Linked DNA regions of Homo sapiens: regions 1 and 3 are each linked to region 2. A link is a loop called in an ENCODE intact Hi-C map of the cell type or tissue named here. Cell type or tissue: B cell. All regions are shown on one strand.

Evidence for each region. A loop is a pair of places that touch in the nucleus more often than their neighbours do. Peaks named below come from ENCODE experiments on the same cell type or tissue, not always from the same donor. Only the 100,000 strongest peaks of a DNase experiment are listed, where the experiment ranks them.
Region 1: a loop joins it to region 2, with 18 times the contacts of the local background. A loop is called at or near these places in 49 of 110 quality-filtered maps.
Region 3: it touches region 2 in a loop (2.5-fold over the local background); 13 of 110 quality-filtered maps call a loop at or near these places.

The regions. Positions count from the first base shown.
Region 1 is chr3:107,933,992-107,941,991 of GRCh38, forward strand. No RefSeq gene overlaps it. Among named protein-coding and RNA genes, the nearest start is that of LINC00636, 55 kb to the left of the region's middle. In B cell, a CTCF peak has its summit at 4,293; a DNase peak (open chromatin) is centred at 4,240.
Region 2 is chr3:108,402,493-108,410,492 of GRCh38, forward strand. It overlaps MYH15 (myosin heavy chain 15), which reads right to left. Exons shown (of 41, transcript NM_014981.3): 32 at 5,788-5,912; 33 at 2,846-2,961. Among named protein-coding and RNA genes, the nearest start is that of MYH15, 100 kb to the right of the region's middle. RefSeq lists enhancers at 4,335-4,434, 4,495-4,554. In B cell, a CTCF peak has its summit at 4,290 (motif pointing left); DNase peaks (open chromatin) are centred at 4,279, 5,049 and 5,569; H3K4me3 peaks cover 977 bases; H3K27ac peaks cover 2,282 bases.
Region 3 is chr3:107,673,364-107,681,363 of GRCh38, forward strand. The region is part of intron 3 of BBX (BBX high mobility group box domain containing); the gene reads left to right. Among named protein-coding and RNA genes, the nearest start is that of BBX, 150 kb to the left of the region's middle. In B cell, a CTCF peak has its summit at 3,546 (motif pointing right); DNase peaks (open chromatin) are centred at 1,428, 2,068 and 3,458; H3K4me3 peaks cover 1,065 bases; H3K27ac peaks cover 4,017 bases.

The DNA of each region.
Region 1 (8,000 bases), 470 kb before region 2:
TAAATATGCTATGTCCCACATGCTATTAAATTCATGCAATAAGTTCCTAAGTTTAGATATTATATTTTCCAAATTCCATAATAACCATATGGCTTTCTTAGCCATTTTTATTCTCTTTGAAACTCTTAACCTTTAATACATACCTAGTTCCTTTGTATCCATTAACATAATAATCTTTATTATTTTAAAGTCATTTTCTGCTAATTTTTATATTTGTGAGTCTGCTTCTATTGTTTGATTTTTTTCTCTTGATTATAAATCATACCTTCAATTTTCTTTTCATGTTAGTAATTTTTAGTTATCTTACAGATATTGGGTATTAAAAATAACCCCAAACAAAACAAAATAATGACAACAACAAAACAAAATGTTCAGATGAAATGTCTACCAGCAAGGGTTCCTCCTATCCTCTGATGGGCAGACAGGCAGAGATTGTGCTGGATAGGAGGTTGAGTTGCAATTTTTAGCAAATCCCAGCTCACCTTTTATTTGTCCCTGATTTTTGCAGAGGTCAATTTTGGGCTTTTGATGAGAAGCCTAGCAGCTACCTGTCTCCACAGTTCTAAATAGTTTGCTCTTCAGAGGTTTAGAGGCTGTATCTTAGATATCCATGCCACAAAGGTTCAAATCTGGCAAATGGTTTATGAGGAAAAATTGTTGGACATTTATTGTAAACCCGTATTTCTAACAAGATGTTGTTTCTCAAGCACTGCAGACTACAGCAGATTTTATTTTCTCTTTCTGGTTCTGCCCCTTTAAGACTTCCCCACCATTCCAAAACATATGGAAATGAGCCTTGCATTTTGCACTCTTCTATTTTCCCATCTATTATGCCAATCCCATTCATTCACCAAAACTTCTGCTGATTTTTCTTTTACCCAGTAAAGTCCTTCTCTTTGGCCGAAATCTCATCTTCAGCCTTTACCTGCAATGAACAAATGCTCCTTGGGAAGCAAACAGCTGGTGATTATAAGCTCATGTAGGAACTTGAGTTTATCTAGTTCCTGTTGCTTCCAACAAGATAGTGTCTTTAATGACGCTTTCAGTTTACCTGTTTTTTTTTTCTTATTGCAACAGTGTGTGTGTTAGCCTGCTGTGACCATCTACTTCTTTTTTTTTAAATTAAAAAAATTTTTTTTTGTATTTTTAGTAGAGATGGGGTTTCACCATGTTAGCCAGGATGGTCTCCATCTCCTGACCTCGTGATCTGCCCGCCTCAGCCTCCCAAAGTGCTGGGATTATAGGCTTCAGCCACCGGGCCCAGCCCATCTACTTCTTATCTAGAAATGAAAGTCCCTCTCAGATGTATAAGGGGGCAGAAATTTTGGAGCTTGAACGGACTTTGGCATGTGCTCAGAATTGTAAAGTGATGTATTCAAGACAAAAAACAAACAAACAAATCCAAAAAAACGATAAAGCTAGAAATTGGACCTGAGGTAAACTTGAGGGAGGTCTTCTGATCCCATCTATTATTCAAGAGGACAGGGAGCAGAGAAAGAGAGGAAGAGAGAAGATATTGTGGAAGGCTCTACCTGAAACAGAGAGCAATTCTGAAGTTTTTGCTCCAATTCTGGAATTCAGAAGTGACCTACCCTCAGAAACACTGGAAAACACACTTAGGTCTTTTGAGCCAATTATTACATCTAACATTTGCCTATTATTATTGTTGTTGTTGTTCTACCTGGTTTGAAAACAGGATTTAAAATAATTTGCCAATGATGAGAGCTCCTCTGGGGAAGGTTACAGATGAGGCAAATAGGATGATAATATAGAGGGTAAGAAAGGCTGTTATTAGAAAGCTGAGAATATTACTTTTGGCAGGGGTACATTGGTAGTTGAAGGAATTTCAGGACTAGGTGATGTGGGCTCATGAATTACTCCACTCAACAGAGCAAATGAGACAAGACTGGGTTCCTGTCCTTTGAAAACATAAAAAGGAAATGTTTCGATCCTTTTCTACAGGGAAAGTTGATCACTGTCACTTTTCCCCCCTCTATGATTGTTGAGCTAGTCCAGAGTGCCAAAGTAAGGGAAGAAAAAGTACAAGATTAATGACGAGATGGGATTCTGGAACTGAGAGCAGAGAGACCCATCCCTTCCCGAGATGCTCCTCACCCTTCCACTCACACGCTGAGCTACTGAAGCCAAACTTCACCTCTTATATGGGGAAGGAAAAACATTTGAATTTGCAGAAAGTCAAAGTCATGAGAAGATAAAAGAAATGTGATTAAAAATAAATGTGATTTTTATGTTTTATCTTTAATGTGGCAGTAGTATATTTATTTAAGTTTTGTGGTATTTTGTCCTGCTCTTGATTGAAATTGTATGTCTCTAGTCAAGCCTAAAAAAGAGGTTGCTAAGCAATTTAACAATGTAAACAAGTAAGAGGGGGAGAAATGTTCAGGATCAACGGGAAGCAGTGTGTTTTTATTTTCTTAGAAGAACAAACTGAACAAACTGTATTTAAGAATATTATCACACTATTGTCTACATGCAAATGTGTGCTGCTATTTGTAAACGAATCACATCCCTTTATTAAGGAAGGATGTCTATTTGTCATCTTTGCAGCAATTCCAGTAATAAAAAAATGCCCATTTCTTTAAAATTATGCGCTATTGATGGCAGCTAACATTTCTGGAGTACTTATTATGAACCAGGATGCTAAACAAGGATCACTTCATACAAGCTATTGCATTTAATCTTCACAATTGTTTTATGAGGTAATTACTAATATTATCCTCCTTTTTAACACGTAAGAAAATGGAGACTTAGCAAGGTTAAGTAACTTGCCCAAGGACATATAATAAAGGGCAGAGCCCAGTTCAATTTGATTCAAAAGCCTATGTGCTAATCATTTTGCAATAATCAGAATGGTCTTTCAATAGCTGCAAACCTGTGGTGCAAAACTTTCCATTGGAATGATGGCCAATCCAGTGGCTTGGTTTCTAAACAACTCCATTCCTCCTTTCTGTTCTACTCAGCCAATCACCTTGATGACCACTCTTCTCTCTCAGTCCACAGTGGTCAAGTTGTGTTGCCTAAAGCATGAAAAAGGGAAATGAACAGTATGAGAAAGCAAGATTGACTTGGTATCTTCTTATTGCTACCCTCTTGCTGGGTCCCAGCATATCACCTTACTAATTGTATAGCCTATGGCAATAAACTTTATAATTCTCACCTCTGAAATTAGGATTATATTACCAATCTTGCAAAATTGCTATAGGAAAATGAAATACTGCATGAAAAGTGCCTAATTCAATGCAGACACATGATAATGTTTGTCATATATGAGTTTTCTTCCCCTTCCTAATTCTATCTTTAATGCATCCTTATGCTATATCTTTCTTCAAAGTCAGAACCTTGTCTAGGAGATTTTTAAGCACTGTGTTGTTATCTAGACTTTGCATATAACTCACAGAAGATTGTGAGATGACTAATGTGAAGACATCTTTGGACAAGCAATTATCAACTTCCTACCTGATATATTCTCATAATGTGAATACTTGCTTTAAAAGTACTTCTCCAAGGTGTGTATGTGTCACATTTTCTTAATCCAGTCTATCATTGATGGACATTTGGGTTGGTTCCAAGTCTTTGCTATTGTGAATAGTGCTGCAATAAATATATGTCATGGAATACTATGCAGCCATAAAAAAGGATGAGTTCATGTCCTTGATAGGGACATGGATGAAGCTGGAAACCATCATTCTCAGCAAACTATCGCAAGGACAAAAAACCAAACACCACATGTTCTCACTCATAGGTGGGAATTGAACAATGAGAACACATGGACACAGGAAGGGGAACATCACACACCAGGGCCTGTCGTGGGGTGGGGGGAGGGGGGAGGGATAGCATTAGGAGATATACCTAATGTAAAAGTTAATGGGTGCAGCACACCAACATGGCACATGTATACATATGTAACAAACCTGCACGTTGTGCACATGTACCCTAGAACTTAAAGTATAATAAAATAAATAAAATCAATACATAAAATTAAAAAAATAAAAGTACTTCTCCACTTTAAACACTACTCAATTATCTATTGGCATAAAGATTGCCCGCCCTCTACTCCACACCACAACAAATAAATCCCATGATAACATACCCAAGAAGCAGAATTCAGGATCCCTTCTCTTCATTTGGAGTCTTCTGGAGTTGAACAGCTCTTGAGTAGGGGGCACTTTTTTGCTGTAATAAATTTGTCTTTGTGACAAACTGAAGCCACTGGCCTCCAGGTGGAGCTGCATGAAAGAAAGAGAGAAGTGAAAAGAGGGAAAAATAGGTTGGTGTTCCAGAGAAGTAGATAGCCTGAGAAAGACTCAATAAAACCAAGATGGTACATGGTCCTCAGGGGATTTTCTAGGAAAAGAAGTGACATGCAAACTGATTCAGCCAGTTTAATTCCACAAGAATTTGAAGAGACTGCCAATGTGCTCAGCCAGCCCCAGTGTCTGATGCAAGAAAAATGAGACATGGTCCCCAGGAAGCTGGCAGTCTTTGGGAGTGGCAGCACATAGGCATGGAAGAAGAACATCAGGAGACCATGTGTAATTCAATGGTAAAACGGTCATGCAGCTTAGGACATGGTTTCAGAGGTGAGAGAAAAGCTATTTTGTGTGTGTGTGTGTGTGTGTGTGTGTGTGTGTGTGCGCGCGCTACTACGTTCCAGGCACTAAATTTGATGGGTTACATAAATTATCTCATTTAATTAATCCTAAAAACAAACCTTTGACATGAGCCCATTTTAATGGCAAGGAAATGGAAGCAAAAAGATTAAATAACCTGCCCAGGAGCCAACAGCAAGCGAGCTGTAGGATTAAAAGTTAAACCTGTCTGAATTCAACACCTATGGTCTTGAAAGGCCTGAGCCATTTGCTAGCCATATAACTAAACCCTCCTGACTCTTCTGTGCCTGTTTTTTTAATGGGACAAATGGATATCATATTGCTGTATTTGAATTGTTTGGGGGTAATCCTTTGCTTCTGCCCTCTTCTTCAGCAATATGACCTTCACTTTGGCCCTGATAATTGGACACCTCTTGCTTTAACCATGTGATCCTGCCTCCAAATGGAGGCTGCTGAGACCAAGGTAGGCACTTGACTCAAGGGAGGTGTGGTGGAAGGAGAGAACCATGGCAACTTTGTCTGTCCTGAAGCCTGATGGTTCAGTCAGCTTTTCCTAGATTCTGTGAGACTACGCTATAACTGTACAGTCATCTCCCCAACCCCTATTCTTCTGTTTTCTTGAGCTGAATTGAGCTTCTGTTACCACAACCAACAGATCCCTGACTAGAACAAATACTTTCCATGGAGTTATTGTGAGGAATCCATGAGATAAGGTAAATTAGAAAGGACAAGATCAAGGAGACCATAGCTATTTATCTTAGTGAGTAAAATAGCAATTTGGCCTTTATAATTGGATCCCAAGATTTTCAGTTTATGAAATGTTTCATTACGTCAAAAGCAGGATATGCGCAATTTTCATTTTTACTTTTCCTGCCAGGAGAAATCAAAGTGGCTGATAGTCATGTTAAACTAAAGACGCAGCCCCAAGGTTCTCTGTATTTTGGACAGAGAGGCCCCAGGCTGGTCATCTGGTAACCACTTTAAATTGGGTTTCCACTGGAGCCACACTGTACCCTGAGGACTCTTCCATAGGAGATGTAGATATCCTGACTGAATGATGGACTGCCTGACTGGCTGGCCAGCCATACTGCAATCTTCACCTGTGTGAAGGTTCTGAGAGAAGTGCGCCACTCAGATCCAACAAGCTGTTTGACCAAGGACACTTCTTATTTGATTTGGTTCAATTGCATCGACTGCCCGTGTCACTGAAAATGATCAAAGCAATTGCATATAGACACAGCCTGAGAATACAAAGCTGCTTCTTTAAAACAAAAAAGCAAACAAACTTCACACTGGACATTTTAAGACTGGGTTATTTAGTATCATGGACGCTTTGCCTTTGGGATGTTGATTTAGTAGGTTTGAAAAGATGGCCAGAGACAGCATACTTTTTGCTGGCATCTGATTTGTCACATGGTTCATGTTGCTTTATTTATCATGGACCACAGGGTGCCAAGGCTTTCTTTGCTTCTTGATAATTTCAGTACTTCTCAGGTTAAAGTGGAGCCTTTGGATCTGGCTCTCCTCCCTAACCCCTTCCTTATGCACCGCACATTCTCTTACTTTCTCTGGGGATCACACGGCTTCTTGCATTCTCCAACTGCAGTCAGGCAGCAGAGGAAGCAACATTTTTGTTAGTGAGTTTTTCCCCCGTGGCTGCTTTATTACTTAGACCATGTAAATCTCAGTTGGAGGGTGGCCTTTGTGTGAACCTCATTCTGAATCTCAATTGACTCGTGCAAAGACAGTCCGTATATTTTCCTGCTACTTTTTCACTACTTTCATCTTTCTCAGCTTTTGCGTATTAGGATCAGTTATGGTTTTTTTTTAAATAAAGTATCTTTTGTTGACAGTATTAGAGCTTCCCACTCCAAGACACTGCAGGTTAGGGCTTGCTTCCTGCAGGAGAATTTTGGAAGAGGTTCATGGGAAAGGATCAGATGCCATATAGATACTGTGATGCCTTTAATCCATATGATTTTTTGGGAGAGAATGCTGAATCATGATGGGTGTTTGGTGTCCTTTAATTACCAAAGTTATCAGGAAAAGAAAGTGTACCACAATCTCATACTGATGGATTACATTGCAGGCACTGGAAAGAAATCTTTTTCTAGAACAGCCTTTGTCATGGTGGAGGTGGGGGTAGGGGGCTGGCACTTCCCATTTGCCCATTCTGTGTACTAGAATCTTAGCGGCAAAGGTCAGGTAGGGTTTAGCCAAGTCCGATATCTATCTACAATTATATCTGGATTCGTTAACCTAGGACTTGATGAATTTAACAATAAATGTCCATTAAACCTGTATATGATAAATACATCAAGTATAAAACAATGGCAAACATTTTTCAAGTACTTACCACATGCCAGGCAAGAATTCTATCTCATCTTTTCCTCTAAGCAACTCTACGAGGTCATAATAACAGCTAAGATTTATTCAGCTCTCACTCTGTGCCAGGAACTATTCCAACTGCCATGCATGCCCTTATTTACTTATTTCATTCTCCCAGTAATACTGTGGGTTATTTAGTATCATGTGGTATGGGCACGAGTTTTCAACCCATTTTATAAATAAGGAAACTGAAGTACACGCAGAGAGGTTAGGGAACTTGCCCCAGGTTGTAAAGCTGACAATGAGTGAAGCTGGGATTCACACCCAGCTGTCTGATTTCGAATCCCATGTGATAAATGATAACCATCCCTCAAAAAATACATGGTGAATGTGGACTAGTGAAAAGCTCCAGTTTCTTCTGTGACTAAAGGAGTCATTGCTGCTTATAAATGAGCAGGACTTGTCCACTATCAGATTCTGCTGGTCCTTGTGGCTCCTCCGCTGTTTTGGTGATGGGCAGCCAGTGCTAGAATGGTGGCAGCTCTTTGTGGAACTTTGATGCTATCTGGAGCTTATTCTCCATCTCTGCTATTTCTTAGATTTTGCTTTAAATACATTCTTTGTCTGTTGATTTCTATAGAGATTGGCTCCCGCCAATACTTTCTGCAAAATAACCTGCCTCTAATTGCCCAGAAATGCCTCTCTCTGGGTTTGTTTACATGGCACTGTGACTCTGTCTGCTCAGAACTGTGCCCTCCATGCCCTGTCTGTGTTTCTCTCCTCTATTAGCATTCTCTGCCATATTAAGGCTGTGAAGAGAGCCACATTTCCCTGCCTTTGCTAAAAAGAAACGTTAATATTGGGATTTCAGCTAAAAAGTGAATATTCCATTGGATACCTCTATGATACAATTAAAGAGATTTAACCCCAGTAATAATACCTCCAGAGTGTTCTGGTTTGTTTTAAGCATTTTATACCCACTATCAAGTTGGTTACATAAGACAGAGTTAAGACAGAGTAGGAAAGAGGAATGAGCATGGG
Region 2 (8,000 bases):
ACTACAGTGTTAAGTAGTTGCCACATCTCTGTGGCAAACAAAACATGTAGCTAGCAAAGCATTTAACATCTGACCCTTTAGAGAAAAAGCTTGCCTAGCCTTTCAATCAGTGATCAACCCAAAACAAACAAGCACAGTATGATAGAATAAAGAAGTTCAGTGCCTCATTCCCAAAAACACCTCTCTGGGTGTGTCTGGGAGAGCAGAATACAGCTCAGAAAGACCATGGCTGTGGACCAGTGTGATGACTCTCACATTTCAACATTTCCTCCAATCAGAGAATTCCCTGAAGATGCAGGATGCACCTGACCAACCTGTTGTCAGCTCAGTCTTGGGCCATGCAGTAGGGCTTGACTAACATGGCAATTATGGCAATGATTTGGCCTTCAAGCTAGCCTTGTTTCCTGTCTAATAAGATGGGAAGATCAAAGCCAGCTACCAGCTCTTCTTCTCCTTCCATCAGTGACTGCACCGTCACCTCCCTACCTCTACCTGTGTCAACTATAACATTATTTATTTATTATAGAAATAAATGGAATACCCTATCATCCAAAAATGTCTATGAAGCCCTGACTAGAATATGAGGCACAGTGTCTGGTGAACATTAAGCACTCCAATATCTGTTGAACAAGTGAAACATATCACATACATACCAGCTGCTTGTACTTTTCACCCCCAACAGGCCTCCAGGCTGGGCTCATTCAGAATCAGGCCTCACCAGAGTGGAAGACATGGCTTGGCAGCAGAGAATTAGTTGAATGAGTTACCCAGTTTGCTGTACTATCAAGGTTTTGCCTTTGCCTGTGGGTCTCTTTCTCTTGCTTTCCTGGTCCCTTTAACTTACTTACCAGGTCCTGTCTTCCTGGGCACCTTCTGTTTCTGTGGAGTTAATGATGGGTTATATGGGCATAGGACCTTGAACCTGATCTTGCCCTCAGGCAATATTTTCCTTGTTCTATAACTTCCCTGGCTTATCGTTGATTGCTTGGAATCTTGTGTTTGGCTTTTTTTTTTTTTTTTTCCTCCTGGCATTCTATTCAGTTTCCTTAAGATGCCCTTGCTAGCCCCAAAGTGAAACTATCAGATTAAACCTTGGCAGTTTGGTACAATCTGTGCTCAGAGCAGAAAGGGTCTGGGCTGGTATTTGTGATATTTTGTAAGATAAGCTCATCTTTTCTTTCTGGATCTACCTATTATAGTTATTATGAATCATTAACTAAAATTTATGAATAGCTCACCCCCCTGCCTCCAGTCCACCCCTTCTTTTCTCAGCTCCTCATGGCTCATGCTTATCCTTCAGTTCTTTCTTCTTCCAGCCCTAGCTCTTTGGATCTCTGGCTTTTTTTCGCACTAAGATTATTATAATTGGTGAACTGCTCTACGACATTCAGATGTAGCTGACGAGACACAGGCTCTCTGAGGATTCATTTCTCCTCAGCTGGGTTTATTTATAGGCACAGGTCTGATATTACTTGAAATCAGTGTTATTTGTTGCTTTTTTTTTTTTTATCTGCACAAGGAGACATTCATTTTTATTCCTTGTGGAAAGAAGTAGGGCAAATATCAAGGCCCAGGGTTTTTGCCCTTCATCAAAAAAATTCTTTTAGACACTGACTCAGAACCTCTTAAGTAGATCAGAATTCCTCGCCACAGTCAGTCCTGTAGAAGAAAATGCCAGTGAGTGAGAGCAAAGATAACTCAAAGCACATAGAAGGCCAAATTTGGCTTGACACCCTCATTAAAAAATTGACCCCCTTGAGAGTTTTGTCTAAAAATGGGCTGTGGGAAAGAGGTCAGTTCAATTGAACATGTTAACAGGGTTTTTTTTCTTTTTCTTAAAAAAAGACTGTTTAACAAATACATTGAAAGTAAGTTGCCAGTTGAATCTCAGGCTCAAATGATTTTTCTTGCTGACATATGGCATTGACTTAAGGGAACAGATTAGATAATATAATCATCGTTAATTCCATGTGTTTATAATTGTGCCTTTGATCTACAGCGTGTGAAGTGCTTTGCCAACATCAGCCTACTGATCTTCCTCACCACCTTCTGTGACATGTAGGGACTGCTTTTATCCCCTCACTTCACTGAGAAGCTAAGAAGTGGAATGTCTAAAGTCATCAGCTTGTTATGACAAAGCTAAGAAAACATTCTGCAACCCATGAGTCCTGTCTAATTCAGTTTCCTGACTATTAAGACTCAGCTGCTTTAACAAGGATTCAATAAGCAGCTTAGCTCTTGGCTTCTGCTCCTCTTCAAACAAATGGCTACAGGTACAGGCAGGGGGTATGTGAAAACTTCACTCTGGTCTGAAAGTACAGCACTGAATTTTTTAATTTTTTAATTTTTTTCTCCATGGCTCAGCATTTTCAGTCAATTTCTTAATGCCCAAGAACGTGGCATTATAGGGACACGCAGACAGTATGCACAGTCCTTATACATATAATCATTTATTTGGTGTTGTCTTGAGTCTCACATGACAGTAGAAGCTCCTCAAATATAAGAAAATTATAAAATCTGGCAATAATCGTATATAGATAGCTAGTAAGCTCACCACTATTGATATAAAGGAATATCTGTACACAATTGTGTATAAAGGGATATCTAATTGTGTATAAAGGAATATCTATACACAATTGTGTATAAAAGGATATCTAATTGTGTATAAAGGAATATCTATACACGATTATAGATATTGTATATAAAAGAAAATAATATAGAGTTACACTAAGTTTCTTTGGTAATGCTCCAACAGGGGCCATAAAAGCAGCCAGACATAATGAGCTCTGTTTAGTCAAGGATTCAGAAATACATAATTGTTACACATCAAAATCATCTTAAATACCTAAAATTTTCTATTTCTTCATCTTTCTCTGAAAGCTTTCTTTCAAGTTCTGCTTTAGCTTCCAAGAGTTCAAGCTGGAAATGAAGAATCTTGCTTTCATTACGTTCCAGGGCTCCCTGGAATACATAAATAAAAAGCATTAAATGAAGTCCACTTTTAGACAAAATTGTATTTTTTACCCAAAACATATGTCGCTAATGTAGCTCTCTTAGAGTTACTGGGAGAGATATAGGTTCAAGCCAGGTCCCTAGAGATTGCAACACAGTGAGACAAGCAACTGCTTTCATTTGTCATTTCACTTATAGATTTGACATTCTTAGGTCTTTCAGCTGTAGCTCCAGAACTAGAATTTTAAAGCCTATTTTAAAATAGAAAATTTCACTCTTGTCTGTGACTATATTTAAACTTTTTAATGTATTACCCTTGACTTTTTCTAACATATTCCAACTTTGGGATAAATTTTAAAAAGTATCAGAGCTAGAACAAGGAAGGTGATAACTCCTACCTGGAATCTTCTATTAAATTCTGGACATCACGAGGGGATAGAGGAAAAGTTGGATGTATTCAGAGAACAAACAACAGGGTAGTGTCCAAATATTGTCATATGAAGAACAAATAAAGGAATTTACAATGTACCTGACATGTAACACTCAGTGTGAGCCATTAACACCATAATTGGTACCACTACTGCAAATGAATTTCTTTGACAGGCAGAAGATTCCTTGCCCCTTTGTGTATTCAAATATAGTTAAGGCAATTATTTGCAGGGATGTTATAAAGGCAATTCAATTCTAAAAGCATAGGTTTGGCTAAATCTTTAAAACCCGTCCTGAAGCTAAAAATGTATATAAAAGAAGAAATCCAAAAAACACTTACAGAATACCAAGGATATAAGGGCATAAGGGGTGATGCAATTTTGTGGTCAGTTAGCTACAGGCAGTCCTAAGGGCAGAAGTAATTTTTTCATAGCCTCTTTTGAGGCGTGCTTAGCAGATATGACAAAATGTAAAAAAGTAAAACTGAGTTGCAATTTTAAAATAAAAATAAAAAGATGATGGGAATTTTAATAAGACCTCCCTTGATGTTATCTTGATACTACCTTCAATATAAAAGAAAATAAAATTGCTAACGCACACTCAAAAACAAATGCTTGGATAACAATTTCCTCAGAGGGAATAGTGTAGTAGTTCCTTCAAGAGGAAACTGTCACCTCTAACCCTCTAAAATGCACTGAGAAAGTGAATCTTTAGGGAACATGACCTGGGATAATGTGAGTTTTATGGCTTTAAAAAAATCTGATAAAGTTTCTCATAAAGGCTCACCCAGGAAAATAAATAACGCAATGTTACAAATACATGTCCAAGTTGATGAAGTATTTATGGATGTGGCTGAGGACAGAAGTGGAGAAAATGCGAATAGAATGTGTTGCCATCTAGTGGTACTAAGTGGTTTGAGCATTATGGCCTTCCTGTCATTCTCACCCTTGACCCACGTGATGATCGACTGAATACACAAAGATGCCTCTGTGTTATACAGGACATAAATGGCCCGTGCCAGTTGTATTTTTCATTGGCTTGTCATAGTACTTGAAATTTCTATCATAAAATTTACTTCTTTCAGTTAAGGTGGTGGCTTCAAAAAGTCCCTTGCCAGGATAGCCAGAGAACCAAAGGGAACGAGTAAACAAAACAAAGTTCACCAACTGTGTAAGGACCAGCTGTGCTACAGGGCACCACACTGCCAACGAAAAGGAGTCTGTATAAAGTTAGATAGCCTCAGGAAACATTTATGTATAACAGGGTGAGAGCTGCTGCCTGACAACTCTATACAGAGGGTAATATGGACACATTTGCTTGGAAGTTTCTTCTGGAATCACAACGGTGAGGTAAATTTAACAGACAATGCTTGGCACAGAGTGGTCCTTTGGGGTCTTGTTTTCCATCGCCATACCTTCCAAGAGACCCCTGCCTAACACTGACTGCCACACCTTTCAAAAATCTTTTTTCTTTTTCTACTGGTGGGAGGATCAGGGCTGTATTTTAATGTGTCTGAATACTTGTTCAAAGGCTGAGTCAGGAAGATGAAGTTCAGCTCTGAGAAGAGGCTGCACAGGGCTTCTTAACCACCTAAGAATCATGATAAGATGACTTCCTTGTTAGTTTACCTTCTTTGGCGAAATGTCTTCTTAGAGGTCCTTTCAATTGCTAATGCACACCCAGAGATACAGCCAGAGACTTTTCCTGAACTGTGAATCCATAACACTGAAAACCCTCCTGTCAATCTGCACAAAGATGAGCTTTCAGAAACAAATGTTTGACAACATCACTTTGAATCTTATTTCTGAAACTACCGAAAGTTTTTGGGGAAAAAAAATTGAAAAGCTTTTGTGACTGACTCTTTAAAGAGGGGGCAGCTATGAGAATATTTATTCATTCAACATTTGACAAATATTTACTGAGCCTCTACTACATGCCAGGCAATGTTCTAGGCCAGTGCTTCTCAAATATTAATGTGCATATGAACCACCAAGGGATCTTGTTAAAATGCAGATCCTGATTCAACAGAGATGGGCAGAGGGCTGAGATTCTGAATTTCTAACAGCCTCCCAAGCGATGTCCATGGGCCACATGTTGAGTAGTGAGGGTCTGGGCACTGGGGATAAACTGGTGAACAAGATAGATAGTTCCTGTTTTTACTACAATCAGGAGATTTGCATTCACTGTTGTGTATCCTGCTCTCTGAGTCTCAATTTCCTCTTTTATAAAATGGGGACAGTAGTTTCCTACGGTGATTATATTAAAATTATGCATTTGGCAGAGTGCCTAGCATATAGTAAATAAACATTTGAATACGTGTCCTTTTGTTGGTGCTGCTGTTATTGCTGAATGCAGATCTTCTGCCTTGTCACAGTGAAAACTTTCTTTTCTCCCTGGTGATAATACCTCTGTTTCTTCCAGTGTCACCTGGACTTCTGTCTTCTCTTCTTCAATTAGTTTCTTGACCTTTTCCATTTCAGTTAAGTTCTTGGTCCCTTCTCTAACCTGGTTTGTCAGATTAGAAATCTCTTCTGGAGACAGAGGTAAGAAAAACAAAGTTAGTGAATGGGCTCAGTCTCAAACCAATGATACCAGGCACAACAGATTCTTCCAGCCCACTGGAACAGTGACCTCATGCCACCCTTGGTAACTTGATGACCTATCCTATATGGGACCGAGAAATTTTAAAAGGGTATTCATTTTTTCATATAGTCTTTTGCCATCTGAAAATTGAAAATTGTCTACAACAAATGGTGAGGGTGGTGCTTCAGAGTATTGTACACTGGACAACTTTTGCAACTTTTACATGACAGTCCTGCTCATTAGAGCCATTCCAGGTTCCACCTGGAGGAACACAGACCTGGAGTCCCTACCCTTCCAGTGTAAGTGCTTAGCTATCAACATTAGTGGCTGCCATTGTTTCAGCCACCACTCAACACTGCGACAGGAACTTAAAGTAAAAGCTGGATCAATATCTGCCAGCATTCAAGGCATGGCCCCAGATAGGCCAGAGAATCAGAAGGGGCCCAAGGAAGACAGTGGCTTTAGCTCAAGCACTTGAGTGTTTTTTCCTAGCCTCTCATGAACATAAGCCTTTGACAAACAGAATAGGGCATCCAGAAGTCACAAAACCTCTTCCACCTGATATTGTTATGGTCAGTTCTGCCTTTAGTACCTAAGAGGTGTGGTATAGGGCCAAGTAGCTCAGAGAATTACCCAGTTCAGAGGTGGTGGAAGGAGCTCAATAGGTCACCTGCTCCTCTGGTTCTGAGATCCTGGGCTGTGATGTGATATGATGAGAATTTTTAGAAGTTACAAAGACAAATATGTTAGATGGAAATTTTCATTGCATAATAAATTCTTCTCTGAGAAGTGCTCTCCTAAAGATGGGTTATCAAGAAGAAAATCAGGGAAGAGGTTCTCAACTCTGACCGCACCTTAGAATCACCTGGAGAGCTTTGGAAAAAGCTCACTCAATATTCAAACCCCGCCCCAGTCCAAAGGTGGTGCCCAGATCAGCAGCACCGGCCTCACCTGGAAAACTGTCAGAAATACAAATCCTTCAGACCTACTGAGTCAGAAACTCTGGGGGTGGGCCCCAGCCATCTGTGCTTTAACAAGCCCTCCAGCTGGTTTGGACGTAGCTAAAGTTTTCTAACCACTGTTTTAGCACCCGTCACGTCTCCATCTAGTGCCTTGATCATAGACTATGTAGGTCAACAGAAAGTAAGCTTCATTTACGCCTCCAACAGTAATGAACTTGCTTCCAGGGCATCTCAGGGTTTTCATGCACATTGCTGTTGGTGCTGGGATAAGTTGGCAGCCTCTTTGAAGGGCTGTTTGGCAGTAAATCAAAATTTAAAAATTCATTTCATTACCCCAGCAATTTCTTTTCCAGGGATCCATTCTACTGAAATATTTTTACATGTGCATAAATACATGTATAGGGATATATAATGTAGGATTATTCATATTTGTGAATAATTGGATCTAAAATGAATAAAGTCTAGTTAAATGATAGCCATCTTTATTACAAAACACTATGTAGCTATTAAAAAGCTTATGGTAGGTCTCCATGTACAGGCATGCAAAGACCCACAAGGTACGTGGGAAGGTTGCACAGCTCAGTAGTTAAGTGCGTATATGCTGGAGCCGTGCTGGCTGGGCTCAAATCCCAGATCTGCGACTTATCAAATGTGAATTTGAACAAGTTACTCAACTTATGACCTATATAACCTTCATTTTACAGATGAGAAAACTAACACTAGACTATTCTGAAAATTTAACAATAAATAGTTAAACAGTGCCTGGTACGTAGTATGGGCTATAGAAATATTCATTAAATCGGGAAATATATTCATATATGAAAAAAAGGTGTAGAACAATATGCAATTTGGGTAAAAACTACACACTTGAGTATAGCACACATGGAAAATCTTGGTACGGTTGTGGATATCAAGAAATTTTCAGCACTGGCTTCCTTTACAGAGGGGAACTGAAGTTAAAGGTAGGAAACTAGTCTTACTTTTAGAATTAATTTAATACAAACAGCATCTAAAGTAAAAAAAAAATAAGTCAAACAGAAGTATAAAAATTGAAAAGTTAAAACATGTTGGGAA
Region 3 (8,000 bases), 730 kb before region 2:
ATGTTGATAAAGGCTCAACAATTTCTAATAAAATGGCCATTTAAAATCTGTTTTTAATAAAGCTTTAATCTACATTTTTTTAAACCCAGCATTTTGGCTTCTGTACCTACCTGCCCACCCCAAAAAACCTTCACAGGAATCATATTGTTTCCTTTTTAACAGTTGTATAATTCCCCAGAAAAATTCAGAGCATAGGCAAAAGGTAAACATTCTAAGACTCTCAAAGAATGAAAATAATACTGATTAAAAGTATGCCTCCTTACAATAAAGTTTTCTGTTTTATAAATTGCTGCTTATTAGAGACAACCGGATAATTATTATAGTAAGACCCACTTCAAGTTTTTTTTTAGAAATTTCTCTTATTCTGGATAACATTTGACTACTGTAAACTCTTGAAAATTATCATAAAATACTACATGTAGAACTATTTTTAAAATAAAGAAGCCCACTTGTTAGAAATACATTTCTTCATGTATAAACACATACCTTTTCCACATTTGGAAGTCTTGTTTCATGTAAAACACGCATAGAGCAGTTTGACAAAAGAGGCACTGTCCTCGTGACAGTCTTCAAGTATTTTATTTATGTTGGTGGACAGATGTGAACTGTTCTTTACAAGTGGTATGGCCACAAAATGTAAAATTAATCACTCTCTTTAGAAAAAAAATGCATTCAAACATATATGATAGAATTTGACGCAAACCATTAATAACACTTGTGATGATACATTTTTCAAGGGAAAAGAACGTGTCAGTAAATCATCTGTAGTCCCTTAAAAATTGGAAATACATGTCAGAGGAGCCTGAAAATTAGGCATTCACATGTAAATATCTTTGGAAATTCTGACTATGTAACTAATACCAAAAACTGCCTTTTGATTCTTCTTGATTCTTTTAGTAAGTACCGTAACGCCTTCGAGCCAGAAAGGTGTGTCTGAAAGTTCTAACACACACATTGTAGGATTCCTAAGTCATTGTCTCACTACCCTTCTAATTTTTCACAGATTATTCCAGGCGTTTAGTAGTAACATAAAAAGACCTCCTTTGTACTGATTTTAAACTTTTATATCACCTTGGAAGTTTTAGACTAGAAACCCTTGCGCTAGTAATGACTTTGGGACTCTGGACATTTAGCTGGATGACTGATCCCAGTGTATTGTTGCCAAGTGAAGGGAAGACATTGAGGCGTGCGATGCGTAGAATTGCTTTGACTCACTTCTTTCCCCTGGCAGCGGTTGCAGCCTGGCGGCAGCAGTACCAAATCTGTGTACTTGCATGTTTGAAAGCTGCTTTTCTTAGGCTCCCACAGCAGTTTGTATAGAAGAGGAGCCAAAGTAAGACATCTAAAGAGACTTTCTCAAAAGCAATTCACATGTGATCTTACAAAGAACTCCTTTTAGATTTGGTCCTATCACTACACTCCTCAGACTTCTGTTAAAGCCTTTGCTAAGAGGTAGTGTTAGGGCAAGGCCTGGTAAGTTCTATTGTGTTGAATTTGTTGCAGAGTGTTTTTAAGAAGTAACAGGCTTAGAGTAATTTAGAATGTAGGGGCCAGCCATCTCCAGACACGAAAGAGGGAACCTGAGATTGACAGGTTAGATGATTTAGCTAAGGCATGCTCCTGCTTACAGAGTCCAAGTTTTCAGACTTCCATTTATGTGTGCATTTATTATGTCAGAATATGGTTTATGAATTGTAAGAAATAAGTTGCAGAAGAAAGAAAGGACATTTTAACTATACCATAAATGGTGTCAACTGCCATTAATCTGATAGGAAGATCCAGATTAAAGTTTCAGACCCTGGAGACTGGAAAGGGTTCAGAGCTGAAAGAATGTATAGTGTATCTGTCCTTACTCTGTGATATGATGAGAGGCAAAAGATGGCAGTTTTGACGGAAATCAGAGCTTTTCTTCTCAGATACTGAGGGTTAGTTTGTGAACTTCTGTTTTTTGGCCATCATGTTTTGAGCACCTGCGGAGGAAATCGTGCTCCCTCAGCCTCAGCTAGTTTAAGGACTGTGCTGATGGGAAGCAGAAGCAGCTCCTTGTGCCCTCTTAGTAAACAACACAGATTCTCACTTCAATAACTGATGAGTCTGTTCTGTTGTCTCTCAGTCCCCTTGTCAAAACCACTGATCTGGATTGCTCTACAGAAGCTGCTTTGCCCCTCTCTTCTCATGATCATGGAGGAGCTCAGTTTTAATACCGTCGTTTGTGTCTGATACACTTAGGCAGCAGTTCCCTCATGGACCTTTTAGATCAAAAATGAAACTATAGTACCTTAAGAAGCTTTTAAAGGAGACATTCTGTTACTATTTGGGGAAGAATAAAAAGGCAGTATGATATAGCGGAAAGAGTTCTGATTTTGTGGTCAAGAGACCCAGAGCTTAACTCTGCCACTAATTGGTTTGGTGAACTTGAGCTAACCTTTAACTCCTGTGGGTCTTTTTATTGTCATCTGTGAATTGGGGGACAAGATGATCTCCAGGGGCTGGATTTGCAGTCCCTATCAAGTCTATATTGAAGGGTTTCATTTTTAGAAGAGTAGCTCTTTAAACTATCCTATAAATTAAATATGACACCAGAAATAGCAGTGACAAATGGAGAATTTTCCTAGGGAAGCCAGTTATGATAGGCTACAGAAAACTTTTTAAAATAAAAACTTTTTATTATCACACAGTAGGAATGCCCTCCAAATAAATTGATAATTTCTGTTTTACAATGTGGGAATCTGAAAATATCTAGAAAATTAGAAGCTTTTAAAAAAAATTATAGAATCTGCTTCCAAAGATCAAAAGAAAACAAAACAATGAGTCTATAACTAAGGTAATTTAGATAGATGTGGATTTCATCTGATTAAGTTTAATTATAAATTGTATCTGAATTATCATAGACTAATACTATAAATAAACATTTGGTTGGATATCAGTCTTCCATTTTGCCTTATGTATTTATGCTACATTAATTGGTTTCATTAATACCATTTAATTGATCATAACTTGTGTTACTGCCACCCTGATGGTAAAAGGAGCCTTTACAGCTGTGTACATGTAGGGACATGGTACCACTTTCACAGCTTTGCTGGAAACACTATACTGATTTCTAAATATCAGACATAGCTTATTTAGAACAAGTGAGTTTGTTTTCATAAAATGTAGGGCAGCAGTAACAGTAATTACTGTCCTGATATAATGATGCTAATCTTTTATCATCATCATCTGAAGTGAATGATAAAAGCATGTTAAATTGAATCTCCTTTCTAACTTGTGTTATGCAGCCATTATAGGTCCTGGACCACTTAGGAGATAACTGGGCTGTTCCTTATTCTTTGTGGTAGTGGCAGATATTCAACTTGAGATTTAAAATCAATATTACCAGTCAGAGTTGTGTGTGTTTAAAATATGTTGTCCACCAGCTCAGACCAGTAATTGGTGAGAAAGCGGTGTAAGGGATAGGTGTTTTTTCATGCAGAATAGCTTTTTAAAAGATCATTTCATCAAGATTTAAATGTAAGCAAGCAGAGAAATTTTATAAAAACATCCACTAGATGGCATCTTGTAATTGTGTTTAGCATTATCCTGAAGCATTCTTGACTAGAGGGTATAATTGGAACAGGTTTTTATTTTTTTCTCTGAAGGTTGGTTGTTCATGAATATATGGATTCATATATACTTTAAAATAATCTTAAGTGAAAAATTTTAACCAGTCATTTTGTCATACTGCCCACTCATCATAGGAAACGTTTCTAGAACATTCCTGATATGTTCTCAAACATAGCATGACATTGGTAACCTGTACTAATAACATTGGGAAACTTGCTTTCATAACCATTTTACATTCTTAATTTTATAAAAATATGGAAAGCATAGAAAACTGGTCCCCTGCTAGAATATCCATTAGTTAGAAAATAAGCTTTGGTATTTTGCTTTGGTAGGGCATTGTGCTTGTGGCAGAGATACAGATTATATTTCTGGTGTGGTTCCAAAGTTCTTTTAAAGTTCTAAGAACCACTGACCTTGATCCTCTGAAAAATTTCTTAGTGTTGAATTTATTTTTCAAATACAGATGCTCTTTGACTTAAAATGGGGCTACATCCTGATACACTCACTGTAAGTTGAAAATATCCTGTCAAAAAATGCGTTTAATACATCTAACCTTCCAAACATCATAACTTAGCTTAGCCTGCCTACATGCTCAGAACAGTTATATTAGCCTACAAGTGGGCAAAATCATCTAACAGAAAGCCTATTTTATGATAGTGTTGCATATCTTATGTAACTTATCGAATACTAAAAGTTTTTCAAGCATGTTTAAGCTAGGTTAGGCTATGATATTCAGTAACTTGGGTATATTAAAGACATTTTCCACTAATTATATTTTTAAGTTACTTGTAAGTTGAGAAACATCTGTATTAACAAGCTAACAATCTTATTCTTAAGTGCATACAAATTTACCAATGATTTGGTTAATCTCTTTAGCCTATTAGTATTTTTAAAAGCTTATTGTTTACGGAACTATAAGTATACCCCAACGTCTTCTTTTTTGATTTTTGAATTATTTGTATTTTAAGTTAAAGAAAAGCTAGAAAATAGAATTACCAAAAAGAAGAAAACCTCATCCATAATTTTATCACAGAGAAATAATGTCGTAAACAATTTAGCATTCATTCTTTCAGGCTTTTTTGGTTTATGTGTATATAAGCACATATTTATTATGTATTTTTTTAAAGGAATCAGGCTCTTATATTCTATGCAACCTTTTTTCCCACTTATCTTCAGTGTCTTTTTATGCCAATAAATGCATTTTCATGGAATTCTTAGTCACTATAAATTGTTACATTTTAACCAAGCTCCTGCTGTTTATATTTTGCCCCCCACCCCCATTTTTTCTCTACCCACAGATTTTTGACATGCAGAGATATTTCTTTACCTAAGGGTATTTAGTGAGGAGAGCACTGGATTAAAGCAGCATAGGTCAACCTAGCACAACATCTGGTTAATAGTAGGTTCTCAATAATATTGAATGAATTTTTTACTTTTTTTGGTTACATGAGTTTAATGGTTAGAAGTTATTATGGGCCTAGCATGGTGGCTCAAGCCTATAATCCCAGCACTTTGGGAGGCAAGCCGAAGCAGGAGGATTGTTTGAGCCCAGGAGTTTGAGATAAGCCTAGGCAACACAGTGAGACCTCGCTTCTGCAAAAATTTGAAACATTAGCTGGGTGTGGTGGTGCACGCCTGTAGTCTCAGCTACTCTAGAGACTGAGGTGGGAAGATCACTTGAGCCCAGAAGGTCAAGCTACAGCAGTGAGCTGTATTTGCACTACTGCACTTCAGCCTCGGCAAGAAGGGCAAGACCGTTTCTCAAGAAGAAAAAAAAAGTTGTTAATTGTAGTTTATTTCAAGTTGACTTGAATGTTTATAGTCCATGATTAATTATGATGATAATGATAGCAAATCTTCATTTGCACTTACTGCAAAGCACTATTCCAAGCAGTGTATGTGTATATAAAAATGGCTTAATCCTCACAATGAAATAGATACTGTTATTATCCTTCCTTTTACAAATGAGGATGCCAAGGCACAGGGAGGTTAGGTTTCTTGCCCAAGATTACACAGTTTGCAGCTAATAATTTATAGATGCGGGTTTACAAATTCAGGAAAAAAGAGAGTTCACAGTTAACATTTGTGTCAAATCGCATGAGATATGAAGCATAGACAAAGTGAAATTAAGCAGGATGGTCTAGGATTTCTTTCAAAGTCATATTTAAGGGCTTCATTAAAAAAAAAAAAAGCCAAAGATTTGTGTAGTTCTTTTGAAATGGCGTCTGTGCCATTTTCTTATTGAATATAAGATCGCAAGTTGTAAAGTTTGTAGTCTAGATAATAGAGATTACAGTTATGTTTGACACCGTACATATCTTACTTTGACACAGATGATACATAATTTTTAATTTGTATGGAATTTACATATCATGGTAATAATTTAATGCATATTACCCAAAATTCAGGCTCATAGAGTTTTCTGGGCTTGAGTCGCATATTTTCTCAGCTTTGTCCAGGTCCTGCTGTGCTGAATATGGAAGCTGTGTGGTTTCCCAGCAGCAGAGCCATTGATCTAATGAACATTTATTAAGCACCTAATATATGCCAGGCACAACAATAGCACTGGGCATACAAAGATAAATAAAATATCACCTCTTCAAGAAGACATAGTGTGTGGCTAGCAACATTGAAAAGATCCATCCCAGAAACAACAGGATTCTGTTAAAGTGCTTGCTTACTTGCTTTAGGATTGTTTCTTTATAAAATGGAAAAAATAAAACATGAACAAACAGAACCAGAAAGGGATTAGTACAGTCCAGGCTTTCTCTTTCCTCTGAACTTGTACTATGGGGGCTTTATAAAAAAGCCCCTCTCATCTTGATGTCGTAGTACCTAAAATTCCTTCATGAAGACTCATTAAAAATTACTCTTCCCCAAAGCCATATTTTAAAATGAGTTTTAATTTATTATGTTACTTAACCCTTGTTGTCTCATTGGGAAAGCCCAGCCTATGACAACCTGGAAGGACTCAGAACTGGCATTTTAAAACAGAAAGTCTATCAGCAATGAACAGCTTCAGTAAGAAAGCAGGGTCTGAGTCCCTGGGATCAGGGAAGGCTGGGAGGAACAAGTGTTCAGTGTGAATGTAATTCAGGATTTCAGATACTTCCTGCTGAGCCCATAAGTGTTACTGTGGCCAGAAGGCTGTCAGACTTTGACAAGTGAGCCCTATTTTTGGATGATGGAGAAGCAAGCCAAACCTTCCTTACTGGCCACATGGGGCTTTTTGGTTCTTAGGAATGTCTGGAAAAGCTCCTCACAGACCAAAGTCGAAGGATGGCATAAATGAACACATCTGGCTTCCCTGTTTTACCTAGAGCTACTCCTGAGTTGGACTTCTTTATCACCGCTTACGAGTACCTCTTTACAAAGCCAATATTCCAAAATCCAAATAGGATTTCAGAAGCCCCATATTTCTAAGAGGAGGCCAAGGGGTGTAAGTGGTAGTAGACATGCAGAAAGTAAGGGTGAAGTGGTTTCCAAGTAAAATGAGGTTGTTGATTGACTTGAAGAGGTGACAGAGCCAAATTTATGAAAGCATTAGGGTTTCCCATACCTGACAGTATGGCTTGTTGGAAAAAGGAGCAGAAAGAGGCTGAGTTTTCTGTCAGAAACCACTGAAACCACTATTTATGTAATATTTATGGGAGACCATGTGTGATTCAATTGAATTGCTCTGTCTCGCTATAGCAGTTTTTAAAAGCTTCTTCGATTGTTGACCGGTCCGTTAAGACATGCTGCCCATGTAGATAAGGAAGACACTCAAGTTTCAACATCCACACTAAGTGATCATGAAGTTCTTATGGTTTAAAAAAGTTCAGATTTACAATTCCATGTAACCTTTCATTAATTAAACAGATTGGATCTTTGTTACTCTTCTGAAAGTTTTAGAATTGCACTTCATGTTTTAGAAATGACTCATCAGCTTTGCATTGCTCTGCTGACTGGAAAGCCTAAACTTGCAGAAGTAGTGTTTTTCACTGGATTTTGGAGTGTGCCTCTTTACGTGTGTTGTACCATGGTGGCCCAGCATAGAGGGTATAGCGATTGACTCCCTTCCTGTAATGCTTTTCAAAATGACACCTGAATGGTGGAAGCCCTGATGGTAGTGCTGATAAATAATGCTTTAGAAACCTGTTTTAACAAAATTAAGCCAATTTGGATAGCTTATAAGTAATCAACACAAATAGACACAGAAATATTAATGGAAGGTTTATGATATCAGGATTGTTAGCAACCAGAGGTCACGTAGAAAATATTTACGTCCACCAAGGATGCCTTAAGCATATAGTAGATGAGTCTTGTATGTTCCTGGAAATAGATGGGGAAAGGTTTAGTTAATAATGGTGTTATGAAACGTCTTTTTTAAGGAGTCTTAAATTATTTTTAAAATTCAA